Linked DNA regions of Homo sapiens: region 1 is linked to region 2. The links are chromatin loops, found by intact Hi-C in ENCODE. Cell type or tissue: GM12878. All regions are shown on one strand. Each heading gives the region's core, and the rest is flanking DNA. Links, peaks and the distances in the headings are about the cores only.

Region 1 (5,384 bases), core at 101-5,100, 48 kb after region 2:
TGGCCTAGATAGCCTTCCAAGTTTATTTAGGACCCTAGAGGACATTAGCCTGTGGTGGCAAGGCTTGCCAAAACTCAAGTCCTGACCACTGGGATGAGTGATTCCCCTCTGGGTAAGGCTGGTCCAATGCTGCCCTTATGGGCACCGGTTGAGTTCTGCCCAGTGTTGGCAGCACTGTGTTCCAATGCAAAATCCCACAATAGCTGCACTTGCCCTCCCTGAAGCACACAGATTCTCTCTCTGTGCCATGCAGCAGCTGCTGGGGAGTGGGGGAAGGGTCTGTCAAGGCTGTACAATTCAAGACTGTATTTCCTACCCTCTTCAGTGGCTCTTTCAGTGATAGGAAGTTAAAACCAGGCACTATGATCGCTCACCTGATTTTTGGTTCTTATGATGGTGCTTTTTTGTGTAGAAAATCATTCAGTTTGGTGTTCCTGCAGGGATGACGATTGATGGAGGCTTCCATTCAGCCATCTTGCTTCCAACCATCCAATTTTCAATTTTTGTTTTGTTTTTAGACAGTCTAGCTCTTTCGCCCAGGCTGGAGTGCAGTGGCATGATCTTGGCTCACTTCAACCTCTACCTCCCGGATTCAAGCGATTCTTGTGCCTCAGCCTCTCGACTAGCTAGCTGGAATTACAGGCGTGCACCACCACACCCAGCTAATTTTTGTATTTTTGTTACAGACAGGGTTTCACCATGTTAGCCAGGCTGGTCTGGAACTCCTGACCTCAAGTGATCCACCTGCCTTGGCCTCCCAAAGTGCTGGCATTACAGATGTGAGCCACCGTGCCCAGCCCAATTTTCAATTTTTTGTATTTCTTCAGATGTTTTCCCTGTGATAAATATGTTTGCTTTAGGTTAATTTTCTCGTTTGTTTGTTTTTAATTGAATCATTATACAGTTCTCCATTATATGTTTTTGTTTGTTTTTTGAGACACAGTCTTGCTCTGTCACCCAAGCTGGAGTGCAGTGGTAAAATCTCAGCTCATTGCAACCTCCGCCTCCAGGGTTCAGGTGATTCTCTCACCTCAGCCCCCCAAGTAGCTGGGATTACAGGCATGCACCACCACACCTGGCTAATTTTTGTATTTTTAGTACGGTCTGGGTTTCACCGTGTTGATCAGGCTGGTCTAGAACTCCTGACCTAAAGTGATCCACCTGCCTTGGCCTCCCAAAGTGCTGGGATTACAGGTGTGAGCCACTGTACCTGGCCCTTTTCTCCATTATCTTATAGACATCTTTTCATTTTGTACATATAGTTCCAGCTCATTATTTTGCAAGCTATAGTTTTTTAGCATTTAACGGAAATTTGGGTGGTTTCCAATATGGAGTATAATAAACAATGCCAATATTTGGTTTTGTAAACTTTCCCCCAGATCTCTCTGTGGCTGATTTTCTCACTCCATTCAGGTTCCTGCTCAAATGCCACTTCCTCAGAAAAGCATTCCTTGATTTCACTATTTTAAACTAGCACTTTCCTCCAACCCTCTACCACTTCTTCATCCCTTACTTTACTTTCTGATATCAATCTTTGTAATTTTTCCTCTTGATTTTAGAGTTTAAAATACATTTGGATTTTATGATGAAACAAAAAAATAAGGTACAAGTCTGACTCCCCCTGGATCCCATTGTCCACATTCACACCATCAAGTTGTGTGCCGGCATACCTGGAAGGATGACTCTAGACATCACACTGCTCAACTAGCCTGGCCTCCCAGCTGGGTCCAGTGTGACCCTGCCTTCATCAAATCTCCCTGTTTCACCCTTCACCTTATGCCCTTCTTACTGGGGTAGGAAGAACCAGGCTTTAAGTCAGCAGCAATAAAGTCTCAGAAGGCTGGGCATGGTGGCTTACACCTGTAATCCCCACATTTTGAGAGGCTGAGGTGGGAGGATCCCTTGGAGTTTGAGACTGGTCTGGGCAACATAGTGAGGCCACGTCTCTACAAAAAAAAATTGTTTTTAAATTAGCCAGGTATGGTGGCATGTGCCTGTAGTCCCAGCTACTCAGGAGGCTGAGGTGGGAAGATTGCTTGGTCCCAGGAGGTTGAGGCTGCAGTGAGCCATGATTGTGCCACTGCACTCCAGCCTGGGTGATGAAGACCCTGTCTCAAAAAAATAATACTAAAATAAAAAATATTGATAGGTCATTGGATGGGTAAATGTAAAATTTTTTTTAAATTTTAAAATTAAAAATAAAGTTTCAGAAATATAGTCTCAGTAATACTAGTTCTATGATTGTATGATGAAGGCATTTTTTAACCTGTGTTTCATTTTCATCTGTGAAATGTGAATAAAAATAACTCTCTTACAGAGTTCCCGTAAAGATTAAATAAGTATGTAAAGCATCTGGGTCAGTGCCTATCATATAGTTGGCACCAAAATATTCTCCCCTCTCCCAGCTCCTGCAAAGGCACCCCAGCTCTTTGCAGCACTTAGGGCCTTTCTCATATTCTGACCTGTATTAAGCAAATGTGCAGCTGGTAGGATAAGATGCTTGAACGTAGTAGACACTCAATAGAGGACTGCCAAGCAGAGTTGATTTCTGTAGTTAGAAACTAGTTCATCCTTACCAGTAATTTTTTTTTTCTTGTATACACTCCCAATCGGCTTATCGGCTTATCATGTCACACACAACTGGTTACTCTCTACCCAACTAGATACTGGATGAGGTCATCTCTCAATCCTGTCTGAGCTGAACAAGGCCTTTTATGGAACTTTAAAGTTGACTCACCACTGAGTCATCAAAACACAGCAATACCTAAACACGCTCCTGTTGCTAACAAAAGACCAGCATGGGATGTCTGTCTTACCTCCTTTCCCTCCCCTAATGAGACACGGCCCCTTGACTCACTGGAGAAGAGTCATCACGTCTTTTGTGCTGCAGTAATCTGAACGAAGCCAGTTTAAATAATCACAATGTGGCCAGCAAACAACTGGCAGTCCCTGTGGTCATTCAGGTCATTTCCTGTGTATGTCACTAACCCAAAAGGAGAGGCAATTAATCAATCACCTGAATATTTAATAAGTGCCTGCATTCTGTTGGGCACTCACAGTTCCCTCTGTTTATGACATTTCTGTGAAGTGAACTTTTCAGTTATTGAAACTCATTAAAAATATAGAGAACAGTGTTGCGGGAAGTCAGGGACCCCAAACGGAGGGACCACATTAGAACAGCAACCTTTGTGCCTCTGTAAAGGAAATAAAAAAAGGAATATTGGAGAAAATGGGACTATTCAGTTCCATTCCAATAGAAAAGAATTATAAAATAGCAAATAGGAAGGGGTTATTTGCTAATGTTTTGGCTAAATGCTTCAGAGAGCTATAATTTTAAAATATCTTGGTTGAGAACTACTCTCTTATCTAGGAATGAAATGGTCAGTGGTATTTTCTCTTGGGAAAAGTCTTGCGTTAGTACCACTGCCTGACCTATTGCAGTGGACTATGAAGTGTTTCAAGATTAGGGGGCCTGTGTAAGGCTGAGAACTGCTGAGATAACTAGGAGTAGGCCTAAGGGCTCCTTTCATAAATAAGGCTGGTTACAGCTGTTTCATACATGAACAGATACAACCTTTAAGTACCCTAGCATGGTCTTTCCTAGCTGGAGACCCCAAGGAAAACCTGAATGAAAATCTTAGATCTTCAGACATTTTATATAGAATCCATACAATTGATATACCCATATCCAAAGGATATAATGATCTACCCTTGATCTATCTTAAATAAATATCAGAACGATGCATGGAAATTGCATGTTAGTAGTCCTTAAAGATTAATTTGGCACGACAAGAAATGTTTATTTTATTAAAATAAATACAAGCTCTTAACTGGTTGTTTTTCCTGGGTTATGCTTCTCAAGTTCTTATTACATAGATACTGTGTTCTGATTTGATCTTCCTAGCTGGTTGTGCATAAACTTGAGCCCATCCATATTAAGTAAATTAATTTTGGGGACATCAGGAGTCACATATTGCAATTACTGACTATAAAGCCATTAACAACTATGAATTTTTCTCAAACAACATTGCTATAATTGAAAGCATACTTATAACTTTTTTTTTTTTCCCCAGACAGGGTGTTGCTCTGTTGCCTAGGCTGGAATGCAGTGATGTGCTCACGGCTCACTGCAGCCTCTACCTCCCAGGCCCAAGCAATCCTCCCACCTCAGCCTCCAGAGCAGCTGGGACCACAGGCGCACCATGCCCGGCTAATTTTTTAAATTTTTTGTAGAGAGGGAGTCTCCCTATGTTGCCCAGGCTGGTCTCAAACTCCTGCGCCCAAGGAATCCTCCTACCTCGGCCTCCCAAAGTGCTGAGATTACAGGCATGAGCCACCATGCCAAGCCAGAAAGCACACTTATATTTATTGAACACTATTCACAAGAGATAATGCTAGTCTCACATTTAATAAACTGAACAATTGGCCAGGCGCGGAGGCTCACGCCTGTAATCCCAGCACTTTGGGAGGCCGAGGCGGGCGGATCACGAGGTCAGGAGATTGAGACCATCCTGGCTAACACGGTGAAACCCTGTCTCTACTAAAAATACAAAAAATTAGCCAGGGATGGTGGCGGGCCCCTGTAGTCCCAGCTACTCGGGAGGCTGAGGCAGGAGAATGGCGTGAACCTGGGAGGCGGAGCTTGCAGTGAGCTGAGCTCGTGCCACTGCACTCCAGCCTGGGCGACAGAGCGAGACTCCGTCTCAAAACAAAAACAAAAACAAAAACACTGAACAATTAGAGAAGAATTGAGTTTGACGGTACTGTACTCTCAGGGTATGCTGATGAACATGCGGTGAAATGGTCAAATAATCACATCCATCAGAGGTTATTAAGGCACGTGATGAAGTAGAGAAATCTAATTTATAGCTGGGAAGTCAAACAGGAGCAATCTAGGAGCTACCACGTTCTAGCCTGAGATTTGTATTCCTGAGGCCAATAGGCAGCTGGTAACAGAGCTGGGTTGAAATAAATTGAGACTTGCTGTGAGAACAAGCATAAGGAGAAAGGTAAAGATAACAAGGAAGGTGAAGAAAGTTGAACTCTTTAAGCGTATTATTTGTCTTTTAAGTGAAAAACTGACATTTGACTAATGTGTCTTTTTTTTAAAGTTAGAAATCTATCAGAGTAGGGTCCTTAGAGAAACTGATTATTTCTCCAGAATAAAGAGCATATTAATAGAAAAGATTCAGCTTTCGCTAACGGCTGACTAGTCTTAACGAAACATTCCTAAAGGCTTTGCATCACTGAGAAAAGTTAGTTCCTAGTTCTGAAGGATTTCATTCAAAGTGCAAGGCTCATGTTAATAGGAATATGCATGCATATTCATGTGCTATATGTATTAAAAATACTTGAGAAGGTGATTTAGAAATCTCAGTTTTAAA
Region 2 (5,384 bases), core at 220-5,219:
GGAGAGAAGTTGGATTCTCGTAGAAATTCAGATGGGAGAAAAATAAGGATCTAAATTAGCAACAGGAATGGAGAGGAGGAAATGCAATTAAGAAATACTGTATTGCCGGGTGTGGTGGCTCATGCCTGTAATCCCAGCACTTTGGGAGGCCGAGGTGGGCGGATCACAAGGTCAGGAGATCGAGACCGGCTTGTCTAACACGGTGAAACCTCGTCTCTACTAAAAACACACAAAAAAAAATTAGCTGGGCGTGGTGGTGGGCTCCTGTAGTCTCAGCTACTTGGGAGGCTGAGGCAGGACAGTGGCATGAACCCGGGAGGCGGAGCTTCCAGTAAGCAGAGATTGCGCCACTGCACTCCAGCCTGGGCAACAGAGCGAGACTCTGTCTCAAAAAAAAAAAAAAAGAAAAAGAAAAAGAAAAGAAATACTGTATTGCCGGGCACAGTGGCTCACACCTGTAATCCCAGCACTTTTGGGAGGCTGAAGTGGTAGGATCACTTGAGGCCAGGAGTCTGAGACCAGCCTGGGCAACATGTTGAGACCCCATGTCTACAAAAAAAATGACAAGTAATTAGTCGGGAGCAATGGGTCATGCCTATAGTCAGAGCTACTTAAGAGGATGAGGCTAGAGGATCACTTGAACCCAGGAGTTTTAGACTTCAGTGATTTATGATTGCATCACTGCCCTCCAGCCTGGGCAACAGAGTGAGGCCTTGTCTCCAAAAATAATAATAATAAAAAAATAATAAAAATATAAGAATTGTTAAAAGAAATATTGTATTGATTTTTCTGATGACTGAATGAGTTTATTTCATTCTAAAAGGCTTATTTACATCCACAGGGCAAACTTATACAAGGATTAGTCCTGGTCCTTATGGAAGATTGTCAGCTATAACAAGAAACATTGACTGCTTTGTAAAATTCACTGTATTGCAGGTCAACATATCTCAAGCTGACATGCAGGCCATTGGCAACACCATCACAATGGTAACGCAGGATGGCACGCCCATCACAGTCCCCGCCCATGATGCAGTCATCTCCTCAGCAGGAACGCACTCTGTTGCTATGGTTACTGCTGAGGGTACAGAAGGGGAACAGGTAATTACTTTTTTCTGTTATGTCAATCAATACATATATCAGTACCAAAACAGTTACATAGGTATGCAATGTGGTACAACAGTTAAGCACACAAACTTGGGAGTGACTAATATTTTGTAACTTCTTAGCTACTTAACCCTCAGAGCCTGTTTTTCCTCATATGTAAAGTAGGGTGCTAGTTGCATGTACCCCATAAGGTTGATATAAGGATTGAATGAGATAATGTATATAAGGTACTCAGCCCACATATATATTAAGTGTTCAGTAGTGGTAGCTATTCCTATTATCATCATTATCAGATACTTAGGAAATACTTGCAAAACTTACTATTTAATTTTTTGAATATGTCATATATTCATATGGTTTAAAACTCAAAAAATATATACAGGTATGTAATGAAAAGTCTTCATCCCACCCCTGCCTTCATCAACTTGTTCTTGCCTCCACAGATAATCAACTTTTATCAGTTTTTTGTGTATTCTTCCAGTCATTAAGCATATACAAACAAATACAAATAAGTAAATAGTCATCTCCCCCTACCTTTTTTGTTAACTAGCCCACAGCTAACATAATAGCTCTCTTCTGGTTTTTGAGACAGGCTGGAGTGCAGCGGCACGTCATGGCTCACTGCAGCCTCAACCTCCCAGGCTCAAACAATCCTCCCACCTCAGCCTCCCGAGTAGCTGAGACTACAGGTGTGCACCACCATGCCTGGCTAATTTTTATTTTTTATTTTTATTTTTTGTAGAGAAAGGGTCTCACTATGTTGCCCAGGCCTTGGCCTCCCAAAGTGCTGGGATTACAGGCATGAGCCACCATGCCCAGCCTCCATTTTTTTTTTAATGATAGTAAACTAGTCTGTTCTGCATCTTGTTGTTGTCTTTTAAACTTAACATCTTCAAAATCTTTCTATTTCATTATATAGAGAACTTCCTCATTCTGTTTTTTTTTTAAGCTGCATTGTATTCCACTGTATGGATGTGCCGCAATTAAAGTCTTTTGCTATTTCAAACAACACATAACCTTGTGCACATGTGATTTTGCATATATATGTGTGAGTAGATATGCTAGATAAATTCCTAGAGCAGGATTGCTGGTGCAAAGATACATGTATTCGTAATTGTGATCAGTGTTGCCAAACTTCCCTTCTAGGGTTGTGCCAGTCTCCATTCTTACCTGCAGGGTTTGATAGTGCCTCTTCTCCTTCAGCATAGTCACCATGATAGTATCAAACTTTTGAATTTTTGCCAATCTGATGTATTTTTCGTAGTTTTAATTTTCATTTCCCTTAAAATAAATAATGTAATATATTTAAAAACTGTTCTTGTACTGTGCTAAAGGCCAATGTTGAGTCTCACTCTTGAAAAAAGAATGAAGTTGGTGGTCTCATACACCCTGAAATGCAAAACTCAGAATCATAAAGCCTCTAGAAGACAAGAGAGGCAAATACTTCTGCAACCTTAAAGATTACTTGGACTGTATTCAAAATGTACTAACAATGAAAGAAAAAACTGATAAATTGGACTTAATCAAAATTAATTCTGCTCACCAAAAGACACTGTTAAGAAAAAGATCAGACAACCCCCAGACTGAGGAAAAGATATTCACACTATATACACACACTATATTGAATATAAGTCTAAAAACGGACTGTATTGAGAATGTGCAACAAACTTCTACAAATCAACAATGAAAAGATGAACAACCGTTAAAAATGAGCCAAAAAAGTGTTTTAAAATGTACAAATCATTCCGTTGCTCATTGAACAGACCTCCCACAAAAGATTCATAACTCAAAAAGTGCACATCTTTTATCATCAAAGAAATGCAAATTAACATCACAATGAGAGAGCATTTCAAACCCAAGAAGATGGCTAAAATCAAAGACTAACAAAACCAAATGTTGATTTCTCCTAAGAAACTGGTGAGGAAACAACCACCACCACCACCTCCAAATGTTGGCAAAGATGTGGAGCAACTAGAATATTCATATACTGCTAGTGGGAATGTAAAATGATCAATAAGCACATGAAAAGATGTTCAACATCATTAGTCATTAAGAAAATGCAGGCTGGGTGCGGTGGCTCACGCCTGTAATCCCAGCACTTTGGGAGGCCGAGGTGGGTGGATCACCTGAGGTCAGGAATTCAAGACCAGCGTGGCCAAACATGGTGAAACCCCGTCTCTAATAAAAATACAAAAACATTAGCCAGGCGTGGTGGCAGGGTGCCTGTAATCACAGCTACTCAGGAGGCTGAGGCAGGAGAATCGCTTGAACCCAGGAGGCAGAGGTTGCAGTCAGCCGAGATTGCACCACTGCACTCCAGCCTAGGCAAAAAGAGTGAGACTCCGTCTTAAAGAAAAAAAAAAAAAAGCTTCTGGTTATTTTCATAGGAAACAAATTTTTGTATTAACGGTTTAAGCTATTTTAAGCTGCTTGTTACATATTGCCAAATTATTTTTCAGAAAGGTTTAGTAATCGTGTTATGGATCTAAAAGCTTTCTTTTTCACTGTACTCTTGCATTGAGGATTTTTTAAAATATTTACAGAATTAACAAGCAAAAGTTAAATTCTGTTTATTTTCATTTGACCACTGGTGAAGTTAAGCCTGTTTTTCATATTTGCCTGCAATCTGGTTTTTTCTTAATTGAGGTAAAATTTACATAACAATGAAATGCACAGATCTTAAATTTACAATTCAATGAGTTATGTTAAATATGCACCCATATAACTAACATCCTAAACAAAATGTAGAACATTTCTATCACGCTAGAAAGTTACCTTGTGATTCCTTTATAGTCAGTACTCACTCTCCTTAGGCAAAAACTGTTGTGATTGAATTAGTTTTGCCTATTTTTTTTTTTTTTGAGACAGAGCCTCACTCTGTCACCCTGGCTGGAGTGCAGTGGCACGTTCTCAGCTCACTGCAACCTCCCGCGCCTGGCTAATTTTTTTGTATTTTTAGTAGAGATGGGGTTTTAGCATGTTGGCCATGCTGGTCTCGAACTCCGGACCTCAAGTGATCTGCCCGCCTCGGCCTCCCAAAGTGCTAGGATTACAGGCGTGAGCCACCGCACCCAGCTTGGTTTTGCCTATTCTTGAACATTACATAAATGGAACCACAGTATGAACTCTTTTGTGTCTGGGTTTTTCTACTTAACGTTTTGGATATTTATTCACATTGTTGGCATGTAATAACAGTTCATTCTTTTTTATTGCTGAGCAGTGTTCTATTGTAAGAATATACCACAACTTGTTGATATATTCTCCCCTTGGTGAACATTTGAAATGCTTCCAGTTTTTGACTATTATGAATAAGATGGCAGTAAAAATATGTTTGTAGACATATACTCTCATTTGTCTTGGATAAATACCTATTTGTGGAATTGCTGGGTCATAGAATAGAGGCATATTTACCTTTCTATGATAGTACCAAACAATTCTCCAAAGTGGCTGGGCTGTCATACACTCCCACTAGCAATGTCTAAGAGTTCCATTTGTTCAGTGCTGCTTCTTGTGGTTAAAACGTTTTTAAAAAATAGGCTGGGCGCAGTGGCTCACACCTGTAATCCCAGCACTTTGGGAGGCCAAGGTCGGAGGATTGCTTGAGCCCAGGATTTTAAAACCAACCTGGGCAATGTAGCAAGACACTGTTTCCACCAATTTTTTTTTTTTTTTTTTTTTTTTTTTTTGAGACGGAATCTCCCTCTGTCGCCCAGACTGCAGTGCAGTGGCCCAATCTCGGCTCACTGCAACTTCCGCCTTCCGGGTTCAAGTGATTCTCCTGCCTCGGCCTCCTTAGTAGCAGGATTACAGGCACCCACCAGCATGCCCAGCTAATTTTTGTATTTTTAGTAGAGAGGGGGTTTCACCATGTTGGTCAGGCTGGTCTCCAACTCCTGACCTCAGGTGATCCACCCGCCTCGGCTTCCCAAAGTGCTGAGCCACTGTGCCTGTCCAATTTTTTTTTTTTTTTTTTTTTTTAATTAGCAAAGCATGGCAGCATATGCCTGTAGTCCCAGCTACTCTTGAAGCTGAAGTGGGAGGATCACTTAGCCCAGGAGGTTGAGGCTTTGGTGAGCCATGTTCATTGTACTACAGCCTGGATGACAGAGCAAAACCCTGTCTTCTAAAAAAAATAAAAAAGAGGCCAGGCACAGTGGCTCATGCCTGTAATCCCAGGAATTTGGGAGGCTGAGGCAGGTGGATCACAAGGTCAGGAGTTCGAGACCAGCCTGGCCAGCATGGTGAAACCCTGGCTCTACTAAAAATACAAAAAATTAGCA

The links. A loop is a pair of places that touch in the nucleus more often than their neighbours do. Peaks named below come from ENCODE experiments on the same cell type or tissue, not always from the same donor. Only the 100,000 strongest peaks of a DNase experiment are listed, where the experiment ranks them.
Region 1: a loop joins it to region 2, with 2.1 times the contacts of the local background. A loop is called at or near these places in 22 of 110 quality-filtered maps.

Annotation. Positions count from the first base shown.
Region 1 is chr11:9,563,425-9,568,808 of GRCh38, forward strand. No RefSeq gene overlaps it. Among named protein-coding and RNA genes, the nearest start is that of WEE1, 7.6 kb to the right of the region's middle. RefSeq lists enhancers at 1-429, 2,579-2,688. In GM12878, for the core only: no CTCF peak of the experiment used is centred there; a DNase peak (open chromatin) is centred at 2,747; H3K4me3 peaks cover 324 bases; H3K27ac peaks cover 1,075 bases.
Region 2 is chr11:9,515,265-9,520,648 of GRCh38, forward strand. ZNF143 (zinc finger protein 143) reads left to right here. Exons shown (of 16, transcript NM_003442.6): 14 at 937-1,098. Among named protein-coding and RNA genes, the nearest start is that of WEE1, 56 kb to the right of the region's middle. RefSeq lists an enhancer at 448-988. In GM12878, for the core only: no CTCF peak of the experiment used is centred there; no DNase peak of the experiment used is centred there.